2 separate regions of the Homo sapiens genome follow, and region 1 is linked to region 2. A link is a contact called in ENCODE Hi-C or POLR2A ChIA-PET data. All regions are on one chromosome and are shown on one strand. Each heading gives the region's core, a stretch centred on a gene start or an enhancer-like site at or near the end of the contact. The rest is flanking DNA. Distances are from core to core; before and after follow the strand shown. Region 1 overlaps GPD1L (glycerol-3-phosphate dehydrogenase 1 like). Region 2 has its middle 24 kb from the start of GPD1L.

Region 1 (2,700 bases), core at 63-2,562, 63 kb before region 2:
CCATGCTTTCCAAATATCAATGCTGCCAACTTCCCAAAGACCAAAACATCACAATTCCCCCATATTTACAAGTTAAAGCAAGCCACGAGTAAGAGAGGAACTGAACCACCCGGGAAAGGCTGCAGCAAAACAGGAAGTTATAAACAAGACTCTCAATTCACTATTCTTCGCTGATGTGGGTGCACAGAACACAGAGCCCATTCTTGAGGATTAGACTCAATGATGCTAACATTTGCCTTGCTTGATGAACTCCTCCCCTGAGGCTGACTTTACCTTAAGCGCACCACAGAGTTCAACAGTGTCTGCATCATCAACCACGGTAATTCGAAAATTTGGAGTCTGCAGAAGTTCTTTGAAGAGAAGGCCGTTCTCCATTACTTTGCTGCCTGTTGAAAGGTTAGACAACAAGGATATTAATAACAGCCTCTAATCTTAATTTTCACACCTAATACACTTTAAAATAAGTTTCTACTTACTATAAAAGTAACATGTTCATGATAGGATATTTAGAAAACACATAGGAGCAGAAATAAAGTAAAAATATCCCGTTTCCAATCGAGGTGATCATTTACAATTTGACATACATTTTTAACTGACCGAATGTGAATCTAAAGTTTTTTTTGGCCAGACACGATGACTCACACCTGTAATCCCAGCACTTTGGGAGGCTGAGGCGGGCAGATCACGAGGTCAAGAGATTGAAGCCATCCTGGCTAACATGGTGAAACCCCATCTCTACTAAAAATACAAAAAATTAGCTGGGCGTGGTGGCACGTACCTGTGGTCCCAGCTACTCAGGAGGTTGAGGCAGGAGCATCGCTTGAACCCAGGAGGTGGAGGCTGTAGTGAGCTGAGATCTCACCACTGCACTCCATCCTGGGCAACAGAGCGAGACTCTGTCTCAAAAAAAAAAAAAAAAAAAAAGAAAAAAGCATGATTGTCAACAAGTAAAACTACACCAAGAAGTGACACAATGTCAAAATAATCCAGGCCATCTGAGGGTTGAGAGAGGGTGGGGAGTGGATGAAATGAGACTGGCCAGGAGTTAATCATTTCTAAAGATGGGTGACGGGCATGTGAGGTTCGTGATACTACTCTACTTTTCTGAAAAGTTTCATAATAAAACACAATATCTACACCCAATACTTAGAAACACAGTCTACTCTGTAGCATTACTGTTCTTTCATTTAGCTGAGTTCCCCTTTTCCAAATGTTAGAACTATGTCAGTTTGTGCAAACTGTTCTCTTCCTTTTTAAACAGTCCACCAGGCTGTCTAGGTGACTCTGTGCAACACTGTTGCATCATCTGGGTTGGGTAAACCAGCCCCTGGCCCCTACATCATATTACAGCCTCATCGTGTCTCCTCCCACTGCTCAGTGCCTCCAACATGAAGCATGCTCCTGAACATTGCAGACCAGCCCCTCCCTCAAGTCACTTTAATCCAGCCATCTGCAGCTGGAAACTTGGGTTGCTGGTGAACAAACTGAGGAATGGGCAGGGGAAGGCACACTCTTGGCTTGCCATAGATACAAGGTAGGGTCTATGGGTTCCTTTGTGGCTGCAAATAACGCAATGCCCATCCAAGAGGTGGGCTTGATTTATAGCAATCTCATATTTTCTCAAAGGTACCTTTTAAAATTTATTACCTTAAATCATGGATAATAGGTAGTAACTTTATTTATTTATTTATGAGACAGAGTTGCTGTGTTGCCCAGGCTAGAGTGCAGTGGCACTATCTCAGCTCACTGCAACCTCCACCTCCCAAGCTCAAGCGATTCTCCCGCCTCAGCCTCCTGAGTAGCTGCAACTATAGGCATGCGCCACCATACTCGGCTAAGTTTTGTATTTTTAGTAAAGATGGGGTTTCGCCATGTTGGCCAGGCTGGTCTCGAACTCCTGACCTCCAGCAATCCACCTGCCTTGGCCTTCCCAAGTGCTGGGATTAAAGGCATGAGCCACCGCACCCGGCCCGCGAATTTTATTATTAATATAATACCAGTCATAAGCCAGCGCGGTGGCTCATGCCTGTAATCCCAGCACTTTGGGAGGCTCAGGTAAGTGGATTACTTGAGGTCAGGAGTTCGAGACCAGCCTGGTCAGCATGGCGAAATCCCATCTCTACAAAAAATTCAAAAATTAGCCTGGCGTGGTGGTGTGTGTGTGTGTGTGTGTGTGTGTGTGTGTTCCCAGCTACTCAGGAGGCTGAGGCATTAGAATCATTTGAGCCCAGGGGGCGGAGGTTGCTGTGAGCCGAGATCACGCCACTGCACTCCAGCCTGGGCAACAGCGTGAGACTCCATCTCAAAAACAACAACAACAACAACAACAAACCCCAGTAATAAACAGTGACATGGCAAGCAGGGACTCAGGGCATCTGTACAGAACAGCTAATGCCGGACAGCCATGTGGGAAGGTTGCCCAAAACTCAATGTAAACCAAAGACAGGAAAATCCCCTTTCTCTGTCACACCAAGTTTTAGAGGCAATTAACCTATGTAATAAAACTCCTTCAAAACCCTTATTTTAGTTTGTGATTCCATATGTGTTTGTGTGCTTACAAGTTCCATAAGGAGCTTATGTATTCTAGACATTTGGCACCATGCCTGATACATAAGAGGGTTTGAAAAATATTTGTGGAATGACTGGATTAAAAGCCTCAGAGTCTGTGGTATGCCCCAAGAACGAAAGGAGACCTTACCA
Region 2 (2,700 bases), core at 21-2,520:
ATTAAATTTTCTCTAGTGTGCTCTCCCCACACCCCCGCCGACTTGATGATTGCCTTTGCATTTTTTACCCATATACTATTCATCTTTTTATCCTTACAGGTTATTTTTCCCTACTTGTTTTCACTGGATCTAGTACATGTCTGCTAGTAGTTGTTCACAAATGATCAAATACAAATTTATTAGGTAATTTATTGATTTCATTTTTTCCTGGAGACTTCCTTCCCAGAGCCATCCATCTGTCAGCCTGCACTATTTGCCCTCCAGGCCTCCTTCTTAGACCCGCTGTACTCCTCTTTCTTGGATTACTCTGTGTTTAATTAGAGCACACCATTCAGTAATTTTCAGAAAACTCTCTGTTTATGTCTTATTGCCTTACTGAAACTCACTTTTGATAACAGACTAAAATGGCATTCTAGGGTAAGTGTCTTTTACCCACCAAACAATGAAGACATTATTTCATTGACTACTAGTATCACAGTGATGCTGTGAAGAAATATGATTCTGTTTTGATTCCTATTTGTGGCAGAGGCTTCTATTTCTCTTTCAGTATCCATTTTTTTCCTTAGTAAAATAATGCCTAACTTTTAGCCTGGCTGGAGATGACATTCCCTAGCCCTCCTTGCAGCACTTTATGGACATGTAACTAAGTTCGGCCAGTGGAGTGTTGAGTTGAAATGATATTTTCCACTTTCGGATTATGCCTGGAAGGAATCAGCAGCCAATGGCCTTTCCCATTCCCTTCTTCCCCATGGACAGGTGCAGACATGATCGGGGGACCTGGCTGCCACCTTGAATTCTGGGTTGGAAGCTGTGTGATGAGGTTCCCAGAGCTGCCATTCTTGCTCTGGACTTTACCTCTGAACTGTGATATGAGTTCAGAATAAATTTCTGCCTTGATTATGCCACTCCACTTTTATACATATTTCTATATTAACACTGCTTAGATTCTTCATTATTATAGTTTCTTTGTATATGACCTGTTAAACCAAGTTTAACCTAAAGTTTCCTCCTTACATATTTTAAGTTTGAACTAAAGGTTTCTCTGTACATAGTGAACTATAACCTAAATGGAGAGATAAACACTGTAACCTACTCTTGCACCAATCACCGAGTTTTGGCTAATCAAGCTGTTAAACAGTGTTCAAATAAGGCTGGGCTGTAACCAATCCAGCTTTTTGTGTATCTCTTTTTGGTTTTCTGTCCGTCACTTTCCTTTTTCTGTCCATAAATCTTTTTCCACCACGTGGCTGTGCTGGAGCCTCTGAGTCTACTCTGGCTCTGGAGGCTGCCCAATTCACAAATAATTCTTTTGCCCAGTTAAACTCTGCAAAGTTGCTTTGTCTAAGGTTTTTCTTTGAACAGATACCTTGGATTTTTTTTTTCATTTCCTCTGTCTCTGAAAGTTTTAGGATCCTCTTTTTATCCCCTGCTTTCATGCTTAGAGTCCTGTCACAAGCTTTTAAAATTCAGGGTGCTGGGTACTCTGTGTCTTTTAAATCTGAATGATTGTGTTTTTCAGTTTCATAGAATGTTTTGTGTTATTTATTCAAGGAGTAACTCCTTTTCATTTTCTCTGTAGTTTCTATTTGAAATTTTATCATTTAGCATTGTCACCTTTCCTGAAGTCTTTTCTTTTCTTATTTCCAATTGTTTGCTTGTACTCATCTTCACTTTCTGGATTTCATCTTTTAACCCTTTTGGTGCATTTCTCTAAAAAATTAAAGCCATATTATTTTCCATTTCCAAGAGCTCTTTCTCATTATTCTTTTTATTTCTGTGAAGATGTTTATTATAGGTTTTGATTTTCTTTCATGTTTATGTGATCCTGTTTGTGTTGTCTTTTTTATGTTGGAGACTGTCAAATGTTTGGTGATGTGTGGCTGTTGGTATAAGAGTGAAATGGCTCTAAGTGGACTGGCACGACTTGTCAACAGAGGGTGACTGGGTTGCAAGTAAGCCTTAATTTTTTTAAAATTGATGCATAACAAATGTATATAGTTTCAGGCCATTTGTGATAATTTAATACATTCATATAATTTGCAAAGATTAAACCAGCGTAATTGGGATATGCATCACCATAAATATTTATATTTTCTTTCTGCTAAAACCATTCCTATTCTTCTCTCCTAGCTATTTTGAAATGTGCAATAGATTACTGTAACCCATAGATACCTTACTGATCTACAAGCAAGTCTTTTTCAGTGGGGGCACACCCACATGTCAGCATCCTGAAAACTCTTCTCCAGAGCAGAGTAATTCCTCAAGAGGAGAGTTCTATAGTTTACCAGGAGAAGGAGATATCACATGTATACTCCAAACTAGCTTTCACATATAAAGATATTGATTCACTTTAGCAAGCCAATGGTTTTGAATATTTTCCCCTAGCAGTTATGGCATATGTATGTGTGTTTATATACTAATATGGTTTGTCCGTGTCCCCACCCAAATCTCATCTTGAATTGTAGCTCCCATAATTCCCATGGGTTGTGGGAGGGACAGGGTGGGAGATAATTTGAATCATGGAAGCAGTTCCCCTATACTGTTCTTGTGGTAGTGAATAAGTCTCACAAGATCTGATGGTTTTATACTGGGTTTCTCCTTTCACTTGGCTCTCACTCTCTCTTGCCTGCTACCATATAAGATGTGCCTTTCACCTTCCACCATGATTGTGAGGCCTCCCCAGCCATGTGGAATTGCGAG

The links. A loop is a pair of places that touch in the nucleus more often than their neighbours do. ChIA-PET counts read pairs that join two places held with the same protein, here RNA polymerase II (POLR2A). Pooled maps may share reads with other maps.
Region 1: a loop to region 2 is called in a map of PC-3, with 5 times the contacts of the local background. The contact joins two enhancer-like sites. A Hi-C loop is called at or near these places in 5 of 168 maps with a recorded cell type or tissue (CD8-positive, alpha-beta T cell, Caco-2, PC-3 and 1 more), 1 of 37 single-sample maps with no recorded cell type and 6 of 50 pooled maps. POLR2A ChIA-PET finds 5 or more read pairs at or near these places in 1 of 52 experiments (GM12878).

The regions. Positions count from the first base shown.
Region 1 is chr3:32,144,308-32,147,007 of GRCh38, reverse strand. It overlaps GPD1L (glycerol-3-phosphate dehydrogenase 1 like), which reads right to left. Exons shown (of 8, transcript NM_015141.4): 5 at 274-386. Among named protein-coding and RNA genes, the nearest start is that of GPD1L, 39 kb to the right of the region's middle. Within about 2 kb of position 1,312, at least 3 of the 41 ENCODE cell types and tissues checked have a DNase peak (open chromatin) inside an H3K27ac peak, as active enhancers do.
Region 2 is chr3:32,081,426-32,084,125 of GRCh38, reverse strand. No RefSeq gene overlaps it. Among named protein-coding and RNA genes, the nearest start is that of GPD1L, 24 kb to the left of the region's middle. Within about 2 kb of position 1,270, at least 2 of the 41 ENCODE cell types and tissues checked have a DNase peak (open chromatin) inside an H3K27ac peak, as active enhancers do.